Linked DNA regions of Homo sapiens: regions 1, 2, 4, 5, 6 and 7 are each linked to region 3. A link is a contact called in ENCODE Hi-C or POLR2A ChIA-PET data. All regions are on one chromosome and are shown on one strand. Each heading gives the region's core, a stretch centred on a gene start or an enhancer-like site at or near the end of the contact. The rest is flanking DNA. Distances are from core to core; before and after follow the strand shown. Region 1 overlaps PHKB (phosphorylase kinase regulatory subunit beta). Region 2 holds the start of ORC6 (origin recognition complex subunit 6). Region 3 holds the start of NETO2 (neuropilin and tolloid like 2). Region 4 overlaps PHKB (phosphorylase kinase regulatory subunit beta). Region 5 overlaps PHKB (phosphorylase kinase regulatory subunit beta). Region 6 overlaps PHKB (phosphorylase kinase regulatory subunit beta). Region 7 overlaps PHKB (phosphorylase kinase regulatory subunit beta).

The links. A loop is a pair of places that touch in the nucleus more often than their neighbours do. ChIA-PET counts read pairs that join two places held with the same protein, here RNA polymerase II (POLR2A). Pooled maps may share reads with other maps.
Region 1: a loop to region 3 is called in a map of OCI-LY7, with 8 times the contacts of the local background. The contact joins the enhancer-like site here to the promoter of NETO2 in region 3. A Hi-C loop is called at or near these places in 2 of 168 maps with a recorded cell type or tissue (B cell and OCI-LY7), 22 of 37 single-sample maps with no recorded cell type and 10 of 50 pooled maps.
Region 2: a map of endothelial cell of umbilical vein shows a loop between it and region 3 (9-fold over the local background). The contact joins the promoter of ORC6 here to the promoter of NETO2 in region 3. A Hi-C loop is called at or near these places in 6 of 168 maps with a recorded cell type or tissue (CD4-positive, alpha-beta T cell, CD4-positive, alpha-beta memory T cell, CD8-positive, alpha-beta T cell and 2 more), 15 of 37 single-sample maps with no recorded cell type and 16 of 50 pooled maps. POLR2A ChIA-PET finds 5 or more read pairs at or near these places in 4 of 52 experiments (A673, OCI-LY7, PC-9 and 1 more).
Region 4: a map of heart left ventricle shows a loop between it and region 3 (6-fold over the local background). The contact joins the enhancer-like site here to the promoter of NETO2 in region 3. A Hi-C loop is called at or near these places in 2 of 168 maps with a recorded cell type or tissue (endothelial cell of umbilical vein and heart left ventricle) and 1 of 50 pooled maps.
Region 5: a loop to region 3 is called in a map of naive thymus-derived CD4-positive, alpha-beta T cell, with 8 times the contacts of the local background. The contact joins the enhancer-like site here to the promoter of NETO2 in region 3. A Hi-C loop is called at or near these places in 2 of 168 maps with a recorded cell type or tissue (MCF 10A and naive thymus-derived CD4-positive, alpha-beta T cell), 2 of 37 single-sample maps with no recorded cell type and 9 of 50 pooled maps. POLR2A ChIA-PET finds 5 or more read pairs at or near these places in 1 of 52 experiments (endothelial cell of umbilical vein).
Region 6: a loop to region 3 is called in a map of Caco-2, with 5 times the contacts of the local background. The contact joins the enhancer-like site here to the promoter of NETO2 in region 3. A Hi-C loop is called at or near these places in 1 of 168 maps with a recorded cell type or tissue (Caco-2), 7 of 37 single-sample maps with no recorded cell type and 5 of 50 pooled maps.
Region 7: a loop to region 3 is called in a map of GM12878, with 2.4 times the contacts of the local background. The contact joins the enhancer-like site here to the promoter of NETO2 in region 3. A Hi-C loop is called at or near these places in 2 of 168 maps with a recorded cell type or tissue (GM12878 and naive thymus-derived CD4-positive, alpha-beta T cell), 7 of 37 single-sample maps with no recorded cell type and 4 of 50 pooled maps. POLR2A ChIA-PET finds 5 or more read pairs at or near these places in 3 of 52 experiments (AG04449, T-cell and activated T-cell).

The regions. Positions count from the first base shown.
Region 1 is chr16:47,492,283-47,494,982 of GRCh38, reverse strand. The region is part of intron 1 of PHKB (phosphorylase kinase regulatory subunit beta); the gene reads right to left. Among named protein-coding and RNA genes, the nearest start is that of PHKB, 32 kb to the right of the region's middle. RefSeq lists enhancers at 1,997-2,066, 2,358-2,700. Within about 2 kb of position 1,447, at least 23 of the 41 ENCODE cell types and tissues checked have a DNase peak (open chromatin) inside an H3K27ac peak, as active enhancers do; they include B cell and OCI-LY7, where a contact is called at or near this core.
Region 2 is chr16:46,688,258-46,690,957 of GRCh38, reverse strand. It overlaps ORC6 (origin recognition complex subunit 6), which reads right to left and starts at 1,299. Exons shown (of 7, transcript NM_014321.4): 1 at 1,188-1,299. The coding sequence starts at 1,252. VPS35 (VPS35 retromer complex component) reads left to right here and starts at 1,780. Exons shown (of 17, transcript NM_018206.6): 1 at 1,780-1,827. The coding sequence starts at 1,825. RefSeq lists enhancers at 476-545, 596-675, 913-1,611, 1,612-2,309 and silencers at 1,016-1,315, 1,636-1,875, 2,026-2,075.
Region 3 is chr16:47,142,590-47,145,289 of GRCh38, reverse strand. NETO2 (neuropilin and tolloid like 2) reads left to right here and starts at 1,345. Exons shown (of 9, transcript NM_018092.5): 1 at 1,345-1,711. The coding sequence starts at 1,678. It overlaps ITFG1-AS1 (ITFG1 antisense RNA 1), which reads right to left and starts at 1,222. Exons shown (of 4, transcript NR_110904.1): 1 at 796-1,222. RefSeq lists silencers at 815-1,144, 1,205-2,044, 2,215-2,364.
Region 4 is chr16:47,643,167-47,645,866 of GRCh38, reverse strand. The region is part of intron 16 of PHKB (phosphorylase kinase regulatory subunit beta); the gene reads right to left. Among named protein-coding and RNA genes, the nearest start is that of PHKB, 180 kb to the right of the region's middle. Within about 2 kb of position 1,441, at least 2 of the 41 ENCODE cell types and tissues checked have a DNase peak (open chromatin) inside an H3K27ac peak, as active enhancers do.
Region 5 is chr16:47,567,282-47,569,981 of GRCh38, reverse strand. The region is part of intron 7 of PHKB (phosphorylase kinase regulatory subunit beta); the gene reads right to left. Among named protein-coding and RNA genes, the nearest start is that of PHKB, 110 kb to the right of the region's middle. Within about 2 kb of position 1,386, at least 3 of the 41 ENCODE cell types and tissues checked have a DNase peak (open chromatin) inside an H3K27ac peak, as active enhancers do.
Region 6 is chr16:47,522,192-47,524,891 of GRCh38, reverse strand. The region is part of intron 6 of PHKB (phosphorylase kinase regulatory subunit beta); the gene reads right to left. Among named protein-coding and RNA genes, the nearest start is that of PHKB, 62 kb to the right of the region's middle. Within about 2 kb of position 1,376, at least 4 of the 41 ENCODE cell types and tissues checked have a DNase peak (open chromatin) inside an H3K27ac peak, as active enhancers do.
Region 7 is chr16:47,598,355-47,601,054 of GRCh38, reverse strand. The region is part of intron 13 of PHKB (phosphorylase kinase regulatory subunit beta); the gene reads right to left. It also overlaps the pseudogene NDUFA5P11. Among named protein-coding and RNA genes, the nearest start is that of PHKB, 140 kb to the right of the region's middle. Within about 2 kb of position 1,419, at least 2 of the 41 ENCODE cell types and tissues checked have a DNase peak (open chromatin) inside an H3K27ac peak, as active enhancers do; they include GM12878, where a contact is called at or near this core.

The sequences.
Region 1 (2,700 bases), core at 198-2,697, 350 kb before region 3:
CATCATTGTATTGTTTCTAAAGTAACTACATAAAATTAAACAAGGATGTTCTACACAATTAACAAGGATGTTCTACACAATTTATGGTAAACAATACCACAAATCTAAGTCAAAGGAAAAGTAATCAATGTTAACATTTTAAACAAAAATAGGACATCTGGAAAGCATCAATGCCAGTAAAAATGGAGACAGCAATTAATAGAGCATGAATTCCCAAAGCAAATTAAAGAGCTACAAAATAACAGAAAATTCTACTAAATGTTCCAATTGAAATGAAATTGTAAAATGTTAATTTTTCTTTTCCATGCTTTTCCCATTCGCATTATGTCTATACGCAAACATCACAAAGTAAAATAAAACTTATCAATGATAGGAGAAAAATAGCTCAGAGCAGACTGAGCTAGGTGAGGTATGCAAAACTTACCAGGCTCAGGAAGACAAGAGTAAGGGACTTCAATCACACTTTCCTTCCTATGCACCCACACCCAAGGGCCATGTTTACAGGCATTTTTGTTCCTGACTAGCTGCCTTACCCATTATCTTCCAGTTCCTGGAATTTGTGATACAAAGAACAATATAGAGCTAATCAATAACTTTTATTATATTAATATAAGTTACTGGAAACACAACTTAGAAGCTGCCTCTTTCCTTTAAAATCCACCTGTAACTGATGCTAATCAGAAGATATATTCAGGGCAGCTTCTATCTATGCTTCCACATAGATTTAGGCTTGAATACTCTATAATGAATCACATTTTCGGAATCTAGTTATTTAAGGTTAACATTTTGGTACCCTAGATGAGATCGGAAGTGGACCTCTAGAGAGCCCCACCACTTTACCAGCAATCAGCACCTTGGTACCAATACGATAAGTCCTCCTTCACCCAACCTTGCCAAAGTCAGCAGGAATCTCTGCTAAGGCCCCTGTTGGGATCTGAATCCTCCTGGCTTGATTAAGGATTAAGACTTTATTCAATTTGTACATATTCTTAACTAGTTGAGGTTGGAAGTGAAGCTCTATAAAAGGCAAGAGTTTCATTTGTTATTCTCTAGAGATCTGTTGACCTCGGATTTGTGACTTTCATTTTTCTCTGAAGTTAAGGTTTTATTTTGAACTACTAGTTGGAGTTTTTCAACCTTTTCTATAGTTTAAACTTTGGTCTTTGAAAAGAGGAAGTGAATCTTTGAGGCTTAAGTGAAAAACATGTAATTTTAAAAACCAGTTAAATTCTGAAGCTTGGTTCAATTGATAAATCTAAAATGTTCTTGAGTGACCAAAATAATAAAAGGCTCTCATGAGTCCCACTAGGTTTCTGGTCATTCAGGAAGGAAAACGAAAATTATGGACAACTATCTCTAAAACCTAGACTTTGTCCTTAAAGGGTGACCCACCTTTAGAAACACCAGCTGGATTTATATTTAATGCTTATGGTGCCTCTTCATGCTAACATTTAGAAAACTGGTCACACGTAACTAAAGACGACCCCAAATTACAACGGTCGAAATAGTGTACTTTTAAAATACCTCAACTAGTTTATCTGTACTCTCAATTTTAAAAAGCTAGCTCTAAAATAAAATAACTAGGAGAGCTATTTTCAATGATACTTAGAAGTTTCTAAAAGAGGTTCTGACAAAGTTATTTCTTTGCAAAAGGAAAATGTAAAATTTTATAAAGTGACTTTTAAAATGAAAAGTGCTGCTGAAATTGTTCCTCTTCCTCTTTCTGTTTATTCTAACTGCTCTTCCCTTCCCCCCTCCTGCTCCTGGTGTACTGGCCTCATTTCAGGAATGAGACAGCAAGCATAAAGAGGTCCCCAGAGAACTTCCAACTGGCCTGCACACTGGGAGGAGTGTGCAACGGGGTGGAGCCTCAGGAAGTGCGCACTGTTTGCCAGAGGGAGGAGCCTGATCTCCCCTGTTCCAGGGTGGTACCTAGGATTCAATCTATGAGGCGGAAGCCAGCTAGCAAGACTTTGGCTTTGCTGAGACTCTCTGTTTACCTTTGTTTTCCTTTTTGCCCGATAAATTTTTCTTGCCCTTTAAAGTGCCTGCAAGCCTAATCTCTCATGGTTGTGTGACAAGGACCCCATTTTTAGGTGAACTAAGGAGAAAGTCCTACAACAGTTTAGCACCCAACGTGGGGCTTAAGAAAGGGTGAGTGAGATGCAAACCAAATCTATTTTTATCTCATTTTTAAGCCTTTTCATCCTCAGACTTCTGAGGGCAGGGGAAACCATGCCCCAACCCCTGTCACTCCCAGGTGTTGAGAAGGTCAGCCTCAGTCTCCATGGCATTTTCCTTTCTTTTTTGTGACGGAAGGGCGAGCAGCAGCTCCCGCCACCCTCCCCTCCCTGCCAAGGCTGGGGTGCGTGAACCAAGGGTGCCCAACAGCAGGCAGCTCTCCCTGCCATGCATCCATAGAGCCTTCCGCTCCCCCAGCCAGAAGGTCCCACTCCCTTGAACAGTAATGAAGTCTTTCTCACTGATGGAGGCATCCATTTGCATAAAAATAAGAGGTTCCTCTTTAGGCATTTTAAACTGGTTTTTTCTTTCCTTTTCTCCACCAGATCAGCAGTTGACTTTTAAATTAGCTTTTTTTTCCTTTTAGAAGACATTTTAACTAGGCTAGGAATGATAAGGATCACTGTTTATATTCTCAGTAGAGTTTTAATTGTGAAAAAGGATTTGTGAGGCTGGTCT
Region 2 (2,700 bases), core at 50-2,549, 450 kb after region 3:
ATTCAGAAGTTTGCTCAACACGTTGGTAAACAATGAATACAGCCTGGTTAGCTTCACACTAAGCCTAACTCCTGTGGCTCGTTTATCTGGGGCTGGGAATGAAGGTCATATCCTCTGGTGAGAGGAAGACAGAACCAGCACTGACTCCAAACATCACTGTGCTCAAATGCTTTCAGGCAAAAGGAAGTTAAATTTTGACAAAAAAATTACCCTTCTTTCCTCCTTCCATTACTGGAACAAGCACGAACTATCAGAGACAGGCAGGTTAGACCAGGGTTCCTCCTTTCCTCCTATTTCCTTTAAATCAGTAGTTCTTAAACTTGATGGTAGGCGAAAATCACCTTGGGGACTTGCAAATTACTGGGTCCCAGGCCGAGTTACTGATCAGCAGGCTTGAGGTGGGACCCAAGAATTTGTATTTCTAACAAGTGACAAGATGATATGGCTGTTGCTGGTCCAGGAACCACATTTTGAGAACCACTGTTCTAAATGACTACCGAGTCCTGCAGGTTTGTCTTCAAATCTTTTAAGTGCTGTTTTCCTTGCCTTCCCTCGCCTGACTGCTCCACGTTTTAGCTACAATGGCTTTATTTCGAACCCCGGATCCCGCTTCCCATCTCAACGCTTTTACAGGAGCTGTCGCCCCTGCCTGGGCTGCTCTTGCCATATCTTTCCTCGCCTAGCATCTGCCATCAATCCGGCCTCAGCGGGAACGGCGCCTGCTTTTCCGAGTTTTGTTTGTTTCTTTGTGTTAAAGGCAGCCGCTAGGCCGCGCTCCACCCCAAGCCCAGTGGCTCAGGAGCATTGCCCGGTTAAGGTCTACACAGTCCTCGCCCTTACAGACAGCGGGGTCTGCGCCTCGTTGTCGGGTTCCCCGCTATAAACCCGACTGCAGTAGGCGTTGGCGGAATGAACGGAAAGTTCTCCCTGGCTCATTTTTCTACCCACGGACAGGGCTGGCTGTTCCCAGGGACGTGTGCCATCGCCGTTTGCTATCGCCCTTCTTGCCATCTCATTCAAGCTCACGGCCGAGAAGTTTTTCTTGAAGTAGGCCCTAAACCCCGCCCGGCCCCAGCGCTCCCCGTCACTCCCCCGCCGCCCGTCGCCTGGGAAGGGCGCGGGCCTCACCTGAGGGCCCAGGGCCGCGAGGCGGAAGCCCAGCCCTGGTCTTGCGCGGCCGAACTCACCTCAGCATGTCGGGCTCGGCGAGGCCCAGGCGCGGGGCTAGGCGCCCGATCAGCTCCGACCCCATGGCGCCGGCACTAAAGCGAACAATTCCCGTGAACGCCGCGGGTCAACGAAACCCGCGCGCAAAGGCTGCACCGGCCAGTGAGAGCCAGGCCCCACCCCCGGCGCATCTGGATTGGTTAGGACAGGACGTTGAGACCGTCCCACAAACCAATCAGGGTCTTCCTTTTGCGCATGCGCATCAATAGCGCAATCGCCAACGCAGATGCGGTGAACGTGGACTTGTCGGCTCCCCCTCCTTCCATTCCTTCTTGACAAACTCATCACACACTGCCTTTCCCTCCTGTTGTCTCCTGCCTGCCGCCGGGCGATCCCCACTGCCCTGCACTGCTCCGCCCACTCTCGCACGCTGTGGTGAGATTGGCTGGCGCTCAGGTCCGTCCATCTAGCGTTAAGTGACAGGGCCAATAAGCACGCGAGACTCGGGTTCCTAGAAGTAGGCCAATCAATGAGCCGCCTGTAGGGCCCGGGGGCGGGGCTAGAGAGGGCGGGGCTTGGAGGGGCCGCAGCGTCACATGACCGCGGGAGGCTACGCGCGGGGCGGGTGCTGCTTGCTGCAGGCTCTGGGGAGTCGCCATGGTGAGTGCTGAGGGGGCAGTGGCACCTGGGTCGACCCTCCTTGTAGCCCCTGCTCTCTCCCACCGCCCCGCACTCCAGCGAGTGGAGAAGGGGCCCCACAGACCGTTCGGGATTAAGACCAGCCCGATTTGGCCTGCGGGATAGGGGACAGCAGGAGGAAGGCCGCGGGCAGGCTGATCCGGGCCGGGGTGGGCGGCGGCTCTTGGCTGCGGCCGTTGCTGAGAGACGGGGCGGCCTCTCTGTGGGGTTGACTTGGCATGTAGGCTTTGGGGTCCATGAAGGCCTGCGGCCTCCTTTAAGTGGAATCGGTCACCTGCCTACCACGAGGGGACCGGTAGTCCTAGGTCTGAGCGTCTGGCCCCCGGGGCGCGTGGAGGCCCTGAGACTCGGAGGTGGCGCCGGGACCCGCCCAGATGTTGCGTTTCTACCTTTGTGCCTAGTTGTGCTCGGCCGTCCCCACGCCCTCCTGGAGGGGTCGCAGTGATTCCTTGGCCTTTCTTGGCCTCATACCCGCCTTCGGCTGCAGTGTTTGTCAGCGAGTTCTGGGGACCTGCTTACATGAATTTCCTGGAAGGACTCAGGCTGTCTTCTAATCCTGACGGTCGCAAAGGAGACTGATTGTTTACTTTAGCATTTGTGCATTGGGCGCACCTTGCCTCTTTTGTCTCGCCATTGATAAAATCCAAGTATTTGACTTGCTGGAAGCAGTACTTCTCCTTAGGGCCCGTCTATGACGGCAGCAAATCGTGGTGTGGCTGTTGGCCGGTAAACTTGAACTTCCTCAAAATGTGAATCTTTGTGTCTGGTTCCCACAAAGGCAAGTTGTCACTTGCATTTTATTAGCGTTTAACATAGCCTGCACTGTGTAAATAA
Region 3 (2,700 bases), core at 96-2,595:
AAACTTACCCATCTTTTATGCCCCCATTCACAGCACATGGCAAAGGGTGAAACACCTCGATATTAATTGGTGTTAAGTATGTTTTTCCTTTGTAAATCTCATGAATTATTTATGCTTTTGTACCTTTCTTGAAGGAATACAAAGTGAGAGAGAAGAGCTTAACACCTGAAAAATGTTTCAGTTGCCTGACATTGTCTTTAGCTACAATTGGTTAGACAAACGTTTACAGAGTTCCTACTACACGCAGAGACAGGCATAAATATTCTATTATGGTAAGGCCTTGATCACGGTTGTTATCTCCAGCACCAATCATTGTCTTCTGCACATAATTAACACCCAATACGTATGTGTGGAGTGAAAAAAATGAATGCAGTCGGCCTGCCTGCAAGCAGCTGATATTTTAATGGTGTGAGGGTGAGGGAGATATAAAGGATGAACAAATAAATAAATGAGGAAGGTCATATCAGTGTGATAACCGCTGTGGAGAAAATAAAGCAGGATCATGAATACCACCAACAGCCAGGCAGTTGTTGGCAGACCTGGAGACTCCCATCAGCTGGCGAAGCTGCCCAGCGTAGTGGTTAGCTGCTAGGAGGGCAGCCCCGGGGGAGGTGCACAGCCCTGCCGCTCATTCGCTACGCGGCTCTGGACGAAGGGCTTCACCTCTCTGGCCTCGACTTTCCAATCCCCTAAAACCTACTTCATGAGGGGGAGTCTGAGGAGTTGGTACTAAAGTGCCTGTCAACCTGGCGGGCGCTAGGGAAACGCCGGCAGCGCCGCGGGTCGGGAACTCACCGGCGCGAAGGGCACGGAGAGCCTCGGGCTCCCTCTGCCGATGTCCGCGCTTCCCTGCCCAGGGTCGAGCAAGGCTGAGCTGGGCAAAGTTTTGACCTTGAATGGAGGTCTGGGGGACTAGGGACCGGCGCCCCTCTCTGTCTGCTAGGGCTGGCGGAGACCCGGCAGGCCGGCGAGGGTGCGGGGCCGAGGTGGGCGGCGCTTCCCGGGCGCCTCCGTCAGACGGGAGGCATCGAGGGCTCGGCCAGCTGCCCCGGGCGCCCTGCGCGGCGGCTGGGCACGGGCCGGTCACTGCCCCGGCGCCGGCCTCTCGGACGAGGCCGCCGCGCAGCCACGGCGAGAGGCACCCTCACTACCCCCGCGCCCAGCCGGCTCCCAGCCCTAACGGCAGCCGGCGGGGAGCGACGCCGTCCCACGGCGCGAGGCCGCGGCGGGCGCGCGAGGCGCGGCGCGGGGCGGGGCGGGGCGGGCACATGCGCACAGGCGGCGCAGCCGGCACGCGGCGCTCGCGCTCCCTCCTTAAATGAGCCTGGGCGCCCCGCGCCCGCCACTTCAGTGGATCCCGCGCCGGGGCCGCGGGCGGAGCTGCCTGCCGGTCCCGCGCCGCGCGTCCGCACTCCTCGGCCCTCGGGCGGTCGATGGGACGGGGCGCCGCGGAGCAGGAGGCGGCGCCCGTCGGGGTGCTCGGGCCGCGCGGGAGCCCACTGTGGGGCTCGGGCATGGCGGGCCGCAGGACCTGAGCTCTCCTCAGGGGAGCGGGGAGGCAGCTGCTGGCCGGCGATGGGGACGGAGTGGGGCCGTCGCCGCCGCGCCGAGCCGTGAGCGCCGAGCCACCGCCGCCGCTACCTCAGCCCTTCGCGAAGCGCCGGGCAGCTCGGGAACATGGCCCTGGAGCGGCTCTGCTCGGTCCTCAAAGGTAAGGACCGGGGCTGGGGCCACGGACGGCGCCCCCTGCGGGCCGAGGCTGGCGCGCCGCCCTGCCCGCGCCTCTGCGTCCCTTACCCGCGCCCGGGACCCGACGCGCCTCTTTGTCTGGCGGGGCTCGCGGCTACTCGGAGCGGACCGCGGGGCGCGAGCCCTGCCCGGCTCCGCCGGCTCTCCGGGCGCGCCGCTTCCGACCCCTGCGAGTCCGGCCGACGTTCGCGGGGCGCGTGTGGGAAGAGGGATCGGGTCGGGAAGGCGGCCAGGAGGCCCCTGGGCCCAGCAGGGCCCTCCGGGCTGCGCCCTCGCGCCGCTTCCGTAGAATTCCGCGCATCCCTTTGCAAAGTTGTGAGATTCCTGTCGTGGAGCGGAGGCCGCTCTTTCTCCAGATGTGATGGCAAAAAGTAATTCCACGAGAACAATAAAAGCCGCGGCCGTGACGTCGTGCAGTGGTTTTCGAATAGCCCCGCGGCGCCTGCACCTCGCGGCGGGGAACGGGGCCTGCTGGGCCAGCCGGGTCCCACCTGCTGCGGCCACGGAGGCTGCGGCACCACTGCGGGCTCCGGGGGCGGCGCGCGGGCGCCGCGGACCCGGCTTGTCCCGGCCCCCGGGGAGCGCTGCTGCTCGGGTGCTTCCCGGGACGCGGCGCTCCTCGCGCTCCGCCAGAGGTCTCAGAATTCCCCGCCGCTGGTGTTCGGTTCTTACTAATTTGTTGTACTGGGAATTAAAACAGTTGGCTTGTCCAGAGCACAGAGCTCTAAAACCTACTCCACCGGCTTTGCATTTCCCAGGAGGTGGTAATTTAGATGAAAATTTATATACATAGATAATTAGGATTGGGATACAAAGTTGCTCCTGAAACTCGGACTGAATAAATCGTCTTTTCAATTTCCAGAGGGAAAACAGCACCACCACTCAGTAAAGGACTTCCCTTTTTCCCCCTGCTGATTTAAATTGAAAGCTGACGTGTTTGTAATGTCGTAA
Region 4 (2,700 bases), core at 192-2,691, 500 kb before region 3:
TTTAATGATTGCCATTCTAACTGGTGTGAGATGATATCTCATAGTGGTTTTGATTTGCATTTCTCTGATGGCCAGTGATGATGAGCATTTCTTCATGTGTTTTTTGGCTGCATAAATGTCTTCTTTTGAGAAGTGTCTGTTCATGTCCTTCGCCCACTTTTTGAAAGAGCCCGCATCGCCAAGTCAATCCTAAGCCAAAAGAACAAAGCTGGAGGCATCACACTACCTGACTTCAAACTATACTACAAGGCTACAGTAACCAAAACAGCACGGTACTGGTACCAAAACAGAGATATAGATCAATGGAACAGAACAGAGCCCTCAGAAATAATGCCGCATATCTACAACTATCTGATCTTTGACAAACCTGAGAAAAACAAGCAATGGGGAAAGGATTCCCTATTTAATAAATGGTGCTGGGAAAACTGGCTAGCCATATGTAGAAAGCTGAAACTGGATCCCTTCCTTACACCTTATACAAAAATCAATTCAAGATGGATTAAAGATTTAAACGTTAGACCTAAAACCATAAAAACCCTAGAAGAAAACCTAGGCATTACCATTCAGGACATAGGCGTGGGCAAGGACTTCATGTCCAAAACACCAAAAGCAATGGCAACAAAAGCCAAAATTGACAAATGGGATCTAATTAAACTAAAGAGCTTCTGCACAGCAAAAGAAACTACCATCAGAGTGAACAGGCAACCTACAACATGGGAGAAAATTTTCGCAACCTACTCATCTGACAAAGGGTTAATATCCAGAATCTACAATGAACTCAAACTTTTTTCATTTGTTCCCTTTTCTATGGGGAATTTGGCATTCTTTTTTATTTCAAGAAATCTTGGTATATTAAGAGTATTGCCCCTTAAATCAAATACTTTGCCCAGTTTGCTCCTCTTCAGTGTTGTTATGAAATGTGAGAATGACTGCACAGTAGGTGGAATCTCATTTCAACATGTGGTATTTCAATATAAACATTTTTCTACTAGAAAATTTCACAAGCACCTTTGATATGCCAGGCTGTTTGCTATATTTAGTTATACAGTATTTGTCAATCATTTCCTCAATGGCTTTTTGGCACTGGTATCATTCTAAAAATGGACTTCCCTTCCCAACAGCTAAAACATATTCTCTTATTTTTTTATTCTAGTGCTTTTATATTTAAATAATTTTAAAAGTTTTCAATTTTTGATCTGTCTGCAATTTATTTTTACATTTAATGACAGAAATACATCTAACCTATATTTTCCTAAATGGAAAATCAAACCAACTATCTCTACACAATCTACTGATTGTGATTTGGACCGATTTCAAATAACAACTTCATTGTATACAAAATTAGTGGTGTTGCCAGAGCTCTCTGTTCACTGACATAGTGCACACATCTATGTGAGAGTTGGGTTTGTATCTCTTTCTCCTTTCGAATTGTACATTCCTGTAGAACAGCAGCCCAAGTTGGCACTGTGCCTAGTATGTAGCTGGTGCTCAGGAAATACTTGATAGATGAATGAGGGAGCAACTGAATGTTCTCCTGAGCCACACATGCTGTGAATATTGATTCTGGAATAGCAGTGGTTTTAGACAAAGTCAACTGGCCAGAAACAGTGCTTTGTAAGCATTATTTTGCATAGCTGCACTGAAACCATAGCACATAACACTAGATGCAGCCCCCTTTCCCTCATATATTAATAGTTTCAAATTTTCAGAAATAAATGTATGGTAAAATGTGTTGATCTAGGTGGGCGTCCTTTAAATACTACTCTTTATTACAGTAAAAGGATTCTCAACTTTCTGAACCATGGTATGGCAGGTCTGTGACAATTTATTTAGTGCTCCCCACATTCCAGGGTGCATATAACACTGCCCCCATGTTGTACACATTCATACCATTTAGTGCACCGAAAGACACAGTAGTGACCAAACTACCCGGAAATACATAGAGCAGAAACTACCCGGAAATACATAGAGCAGAATTCTGTATTCAGATCCCCATGAAGCAAATCACACTACAGTCATCACATCATGAATATTAACCACATGCTGTGTAAAAGCCCTGCTCTCAGCTGTCTGCCCTCACATCCTCTTCAGTGGGCTGAAGGAGGGAGTGGCTTCTCAGAAGAAAGGGAGCAACCGCTGGCATAAGAATATGTGCATCAGCTAAGATTTGAGGGAACACCTTTACTTTTAAAAGGCAGACTTATAAGGAGCAGAATACTAGGCAATATATCTTAGTATATATCCAAAGAGCAGCTACTTAGGAACACAGAGGCTACAGCTACAACCAAAAAACAATCTTCCATCTCAACACATGCACAGGAAGGTTGGCTCTTGCTCACAAGTCTGTCTTTTCAGCCACACTACACCAAAATTGCAAGTCATTTGTTAACACCATTTTTAAAACAAGATGTAAAATAAGCCAGGAACTGTTGTAAGTCTTTACTTGCTCTGTAACAGAATGCCTTCTACTGCCTCTGATTCACAAGCACTTTGTATGAACATCTATTATAACAGTTATCAAAGTGAACTGTAATTCACTGTTTTTTTCCTGTCAAACCAATAAACCCAGAGGTCACTGAGAACAGGGACAAAGTCATTTCATATGAGTGTCCTACACAGTGCTCTGCATATAGCATGTGTTTGTTGCTGAATGAATGAATACCACATTCAAGTCATTTGCTCACCATGTTAGCCTTTTAA
Region 5 (2,700 bases), core at 137-2,636, 420 kb before region 3:
GTAGGCCAGCTCTATAAGAAATGCTCAATGGAGTTCTAAACATCTAAATGAAAGGGCTAGGCCAGGCATGGTGGCTCATGCCTGTAATACCAGCACTTTGGGAGGCCGAGGCAGGTGGATCACTTGAGGTCAGAAGTTCAAGACCAGCCTGGTCAACATGGGTGAAACATCGTCTTTACTAAAAATACAAAAATTAGCCAGGCGTGGTGGCGTGCACCTGTAAGTCCCAGCTACTGGGGAGGCTGAGGTAGGAGGATCGCTTAAGCCTGGGAGGGCAGAGTTTGTAGTGAGCCAAGATCATGCCACTGCACTCCAGCCTGGGTGACAGAGTGACTCCATCCCAACAAATAAATACATATATAGACACATACATAAATGAAAGGGCTTATAACAATAACACAGTAAAGAAAACAAAGCAACTAGGTAACAATCAATATGATGACTGCAAGAGTAGCTCCATATCAATACTATTTTCGAATGTAAATGGTGTAATGCCCCACTTAAAAGATACAGATTGGCAGAATGGATTTTAAAAAACACAGACCAAACATCTGCTGCCTTCAAGAGACCCACCTAACCCATAGAAAGATTCTTGTAGAGTCAAGGAAAGATATGGAAAAAAATATATTACACATGAATGGACACCAAAAGAGAGCAGGAGTAGCTATTTTATATGAGAAAAAACAGACTTTAAATAAAAAGACAAAGAAAGTCATTATATTATAACAGAACAATTCAACAAGAAGATATAATAATTCTAAATACATATGCAGCTAACACTGGAGCACCCATAGTCATCAAACAAATTCTGCTAGACCTAAGAAGAGAGGTAGACAGCAAGACAATAATAGTAGGAGACTTCAACACTTCATTGACAGCACTACATAGATCACTGAGGTAGAATGTCAACAAAGAAACACTGGACATAAACTGGACTCTAAAACAAATGGACCTAACAGACATTCACAGAACATTCTACCTGAAAACTGCAGGGTATACATTCTCATCAGCACATGGAACATTTTCCAAGATAGACCATATAACAGGACACAACACAAATCGCAATAAATTTAAAAAATCAAAATCATACCAAGTATCTTCTTAGACTACAGCAGAACAAAACTAGAAATTAATTCTAAGGGGAACTCTCAAAACTACACAAATACATGAAAATTAAACCATATGCTCCTGAATGATTTTTGAGTCAACAATATAATCAAGATGAAATTTTAAAAAATTTTGAAATGAATAATAACAGTGACACAAGTTACCCAAATTCCTGGGATACAGCAAAAGCAGCGCTATGAGAAAAGTTTATAATGCTAAATGCCTACATCAAAAAGACAGAAAGATCAAAGACTGGCAACATAATGTCACACCTCAAGAAACCAGAGAAACAACAAACCAAACCCAAAGCTAGCAGAAGAAAAACAAGAGAGATCAGAGTAGAACTAAATGAAATTGAAACCAAAAGACAATACAAAAGATCAATGAAACAACAGGTTGGTTCTTTGAAAACATAAACAAAAATGACAGACCACTAGCTAATCAAGAAAAGAAGAGAGAAGATTCAAACAAACTGAATCAGAAATGAAAATGCAGACATTATAACTGATACTGCAGAAATACAAAAGATCATGCAAGACTACTATGAACACTTCTATGTGCACAAGCTAGAAAATCTACAGGAAATGGATAGATTCCTAGAAACACACAACCTCCTAAGCTTGAATCAAAAAGATAAAGAAATCTTGAGCTGATCAGTAACAAGGAGTGAGATTCAATCAGTAACAAAACATCTCCCAACAAGATAAAGACTAGGATCAGACATATTCACAGCTGAATTCTACCAGACATTTCAAATAACTGGTACCAATCCTAGTAAAACTATTCCAAAAGACAGAGCAGGATTCCCTCACTCATTCTACAAAGTCGGTATCACCCTGATACCAAAGCAAGGAAAGGACATAACAACAACAATAAAGAAATACAGACCAAAATTCCTAATAAATACAGATGCAAAAAGCCTCAATAAAATACTAGCAAACTGAATCCAACAGCGCGTTGAAAAGATAATTCAACCTGATCAACTGGGCTTCATCCCAGGGATACAAGGATGGTTCAACAAATGCAAGTCAATAAATTGATTCATCACATAAACAGAATAAAAAACAGAAACCATACGATTATTTTAAAAGATGCGGAAAAAGCATTCGATAAAATCCAGCATCCCTTCATGATAAAAACCTTGAACAAACTAGGCATAGAAGAAATATACCTTAAAATTACAAAAGCCAAAATAAGACAAATCCACAGCCAACATCATATTGAATAGGGAGAAGGTGAAAGCCTTTCCGCCTAAGAACTAGAACAAGACAAGAATGCCTGCTTTCATCACTTCTATTCAACATAGCACTGGAAGTCCTAGCCAGAGCAATCAGGCAAAAGACAGAAATAAAGGGCATGTAAATTGAAAAAGAGGAAGTCAAACTATCTCTTTTTATATCTCTGATTTTACACCTAGAAAACTCTAAAGACTCCTCTAAAAGACTCCCAGATTTTATAAATTCAGTAATGTCTCAGGTTACAAAATCAAAGTACACAAATCCATAGCACTGCTATGTATCAATAACGAACAAGCTGAGAATCAAATCAATAACTCAATCCCATTTACAATAGTTGCGAAGAAAAAAAAAAGAA
Region 6 (2,700 bases), core at 127-2,626, 380 kb before region 3:
TATAGTAAAAAGAAAAATATTAAAGTGTTCCCTTTTAAGACTTCCCAGTCAGGCAACACGGGGATACTGAATGAAGGAATTTCAGAACTGGAAAAAATATCCTCAAAGAATGTTATTAGCAGATCAAACACAAATGAATACTAACGTTAGCCCCTAATCTTATCATTAGTAGCTTCATTCCCATGGTGGCTGAGAATATGTGGTCAATAGTAACTGATTCAAAATACACAGATACTGCAAAGAAAAAGGCACGCACCACCACTCCCAGGTAATTTTTGTATTTTTAGTAGATACAGGGTTTCACTATGTTGGCCAGGCTGGTCTCGAACTCCTGACCTCAGGTGATCCACCAGCCTCAGCCTCTCAAAGTGCTGGGATTACAGGCGTGAGCCACCCCACCCAGCCTGGTTGTATATTTCTGACACATGTTACAGAATGTCAGACAGCCATTAAAAGTGTTGTATATAGATGTTTAAATGTAGCAAAATGTATGCAGCATATTAAAGTATTTTTTTTAAGGCAGTTAAAAAACACACTGGGACTCCAGGGTTAATGGATCTTATAAAATGACTGAACTGCAGGATAAAAAGGTTTTCTTTGGCAGTAGGGGAAGGTACAAATATAAAGTTACATAAACAATAATTACTGAAAAACAAACGGAATCCAAATCACGGAACAGCAGAGGAAAGGCCTCAGGAAATCCAATTGTTCACACAAGCAGTAAGAATATTGACAAAACTCATCAAACTTTTTCAGAACTCCGGAAATTCAACAAGAGCATACAACGATCCGAGCATTAAATCAAGAAAAATGGCTGAAACCTCACTAAGTAGAGTGAGCTTTGGGGTATGTGAAATTGCCCTATTCTCAACCCTTCTCCCCAACTCTGTAGTAGGTTTATATATCAACAGCCACAAAATCATAGTACACATGAAAAACCAGCAGACTAGCAACAACATGAAGGAGGAACAGAACAGCTTTAGAACTCCCCCAAATCACCATCTTAGTAAACTGTTACTATTTGAATGTCTGACAGCTCCTTGAACACAGGCATTAAGAGCTTTTCTTTAAATGACCTCAGAGCTCACATAGATGCAAATGGCCTTTTTTCTAGGCATATAAAGGAAATAATCAGTTGCAACCATTTAACACTGCAGCTGCCTAAAACAAATCTTCTTAAACCTGGGGGATGAAGTGTCCACGGGGGCCACTGAAAATCTCCAACATATTCCTGGAAAGTCAGAAAGCTATGCACACACATAGGTGTGGGCCTATAGTAAGTAAAGACCTGAGCTAATACTCCCACACCTCTGGCTGAACTGGATGCTCTACAAAAGCAGGAAGTGAAAGCTCAAGTAGAATTGGGCACTTCCTATGAGAGCTTTCAAGTTATGCCTAACACATACAGTGAGAAACTCTGCAAAGGCTAGGAGACTGATTCGTTCAAAGCATTTAAGTAAATTCCTGTTCAATCATTAACTGACCAGTAAGCTAACTCAGCAAAGACCTCAATGGCCACCTATGACAAAGAATACATAATTCACAGAAAATTTTCAGGAAAGATGCTAAACAAACAGGCAACTCCACAAATATAAACATCAACACCACCACACTTTGAAGTAGGGAGACCTGATTTCTGGAGTTAATATATTATTCTAAATGTCCAGTTTTAACAAAGAAAGATGAGACATGCAAAGAAACAAGAAATTGTGGTCTGTATATCTGAAAAATGAAATTAATAGACACTGTCCCTGATAAAGTCCAAACACTGGACTTACTAGACAAAGACTTTAAATCAAATATTCTAAATATGCTCAAAGGGCTGAAGGAAATCATGTACAAAGAACAAAAGGAACTCCTGAGAAAGATGTCACACCAAATAGACAAAATCAATAGAGACAGAAATTACTAAAAAAAAAAAAAAAAAAAATTGACTTGAAAAGGCAATAATGTGAATAACCATGTTCAATAATGTACAGAGATCATACCAAGGATGTTTTCCCACCATCATGGAATGAAATTATAAATCAGTAACAGAAAGAAATTTAAAAATTCACAAATATGTGAAAATTAAAAACTGTACTACTAAATAAACAATGGGTCAAAGAAAAACTCACGAGAGAAATCAAAAAACACATTGAGATGAATGAATAAAAAAACCACAGAATATCAAAACTAATGGCATGCAGATAAGTAGAGGGAAATTTATAATTGAAAATGCCTGTATTTTAAAAAGAAGAATGATCTCAAGTCAATAATTTAATCTTTTAGCACAAGAAACTAGAAAAAATAAGAGAAAAATGAACCTAAACCAACCAGAAGGAAAAAAATAATAAAGACTAAAAAAAAAATAAATAAAATGGAGAAGAGAAAAATAATTTTAAAAATAAAACCAAAAATTGATTTTTTGAAAAGGCTAACAAAAATCAATAAACCTTTAGCTAGGCTGACCAAGAAAAAAAGGGATAAGACTCAAACTATTAAAGGAAGGATGAAATAAGGGACATTAACATCAATCTTAGAGAAATAAAGAGGACTTAAATAGGATACTATGAACTAATATGTGCCAACAAATTAGATAATCTAGATTAAATAGACAAATTCCTGGAGAAACACAAACTACTAAAACTGACTGAAGAAGAAATAGAAAATCTGAAGAGAAATGGTAATCAAAAACATTTCCATAAAGAAAATCCCAGA
Region 7 (2,700 bases), core at 170-2,669, 460 kb before region 3:
TTCGAGACTAGCCTGGGTAACACGGTGAAACCCCATCTCTACTAAGAATACAAAAAATTAGCCAGGCGTGGCGGCACACACCTGTAGTCCCATCTACTAGCGAGGCTAGTCGCGAACTCCTGGGCTCAAGCCATCTGCCTGCCTCAGCCTCCCCAAATGCTGGGACACAGGCGTGAGCCACTGCACCCAGCCTCAAGTGATTTTTAATGCAATAAATACAATCATGTGATGATGCATAAAGATGTCCCATAAGATTACAATACTGTATCTTCATGTATAGACATCTTCACGTATAAACATTTTCTATGTTTAAATATGTTAGGTACACAGATACTTACCATTGTGTTACAATTGTCCACAGTACTCAGTATAGTAACATGTTCTACAAGTTTATAGTCTAGGAGCAATAGGCTATATCATATAGGCTAGGTACGTCGTAGGCTAAAAATCACCTAATGACACAATTCTCAGAATGTAGCCCTACCATTAAGCAATGAATGACTGTACTTTTAAGGTTATTTATTTTTGCAAATAGCTCAAAAAGGTACTCTGCTTTCTTTAGACTGGTCTTACATGAATGGTTTCTAAACTTTCAAATTTGAATAACAGTTGAAAGTATAACTAATGACCATTTTATTCTAAGACACGTCAAATATATCTTAAGATACGTCTTACGGGGTTTAAAGTGTACATGTTTATAATATATTTACCAGCTATATAGAAAATATTGATTTTCTAAAAGTATAAATTTTATAAGAGAAAAGGAAATACTGTGAATAATTAACTTATTTTTTAAGAGCACAGTGGGGAGTTCAGGCCTTGGTTCAGGAAATAGCATACTGTGTCTTTTCTTTAACAATTGAATAGAAGTCACAGAGTTTTGTTATATAATTATTTACTTAGGCATACATAAAGCAAAATATTATTAGACTTCACTGAGATACAAACTGGCCTGAATTAGTGAAAGTCATATACTATATTTTTAAAGATTCACTGTTATATTATTTTCATGTAAAAATAGTAACCACAATTAGCTGTCCACAAAATGTTGTCAAGCAGAGATCCAGCTGAGGCTCCTTTAATGAATAAAGACTTTTTAAGTAAATTTGTATCTGGAATCTTAATGAAAATCCATAGAAGTCTGATGGTTCTTAGGGCTAGTATACAACAGTTAAGAGCAACTAAATGATTCAATTTTCTGAGATGTTATTTGTCTTAACCAGTGGGTTGTTAACCAGATAACAAAGCTAGGCTAGACTACTAATGAATATGCAATATTTCTTTTTTTCAGCTGGAGATATGTATGTGGTTTCATAGTATGCAAAATACCTTCTTCATGTTCTCACTGCCTTTTCAGAAGATCAGCAGGGAAAAGAGAAACTGACTTTCTTTAACGGCAGCTCTGCAGTATTTCTTCTTCTTTTTGGTCATGAAACAGAAATGGAGGCATGACCTGTACTACTTCTGTTCACTCTGGTCTTAATATGAGAAAATACTATCTTCACTCAAGACCTGTCTACATTCAACACATTTATTACGGAAAGTTCAATGCTTTTTTACTGATACTATTGTCAATCTTTTTCTTTTTTTAAAGCTCAATTTGCTTATGTAGGGTGTAGTCAATTCCACCTTCTCAATTCACTAGCCTTGTCAATTTTATCTAGAGGCTTTGCTCAAACAACATTCTTTCTAGTTGTACTAAACCCAGGCTGGATATATGGCAAAAAGCAGGATAAAGAAGGTTTTAATTTCATATCCCAGATCCCAGGTGCCAGTTTTTAGCCTCAGAATCACAGAAAAAAATTCCTCATGCTCATTTGTAATTTCCAAATATAGAACATAAAAACCTATAATTCTAATGTTAAAATTCTTATCCTTACATAAGTTAACTAGTACTCTACTAAAATATGTTTTACTTAACTGTAACAACAAAGCTTCTTTGTAATTATGCTAGTGAGACGGAAATAACATTCTAACCAGAGATAACCTTCCCAACTTGGGTTGATTCTAAGAAAACTATTTCATGTGTTGATCGAATCGTTGGCGCTGTCAGGGAGGGTGTGCTGAAGAAGACCACTGGCCTTGTGGGATTGGCTGTGTGCAATACTCCACATGAGAGGCTAAGAATATTGTACACAAAGATTCTTGACGTTCTTGAGGAAATCCCTAAAAATGCAGCATATAGAAAGTATACAGAACAGATTACAAATGAGAAGCTGGCTATGGTTAAAGCGGAACCAGATGTTAAAAAATTAGAAGACCAACTTCAAGGCAGTCAATTAGAAGAGGTGATTCTTTAGGCTGAACATGAACTAAATCTGGCAAGAAAAATGAGGGAGTGGAAACCATGGGCGCCATTAGTGGAAGAGCCTCCTGCCGATCAGTGGAAATGGCCAATATAATTATTAAGTGACTTTGGTGTGTTGATGGGAAACTGATGTAATTAAATATTCTGCTATATCGAGGGCGTGTTCATATTACTGACATTTTATAATCAAGAAAAGTGATATAGAAAATATGTAGGAGAGTGTTAAAATTGGTGATTATGGTAATATGGTCATGTGAATCCATTTTTGATTTATAAAGTATTCACACAGGTTATTTCAAAGATGATATTTCTATGAACAGAGAGGTCATGGGAAGATTTGAAAATTATTAAAGAAAAATTCCTACAGATCTTCAATGCAGAGACCATAATCA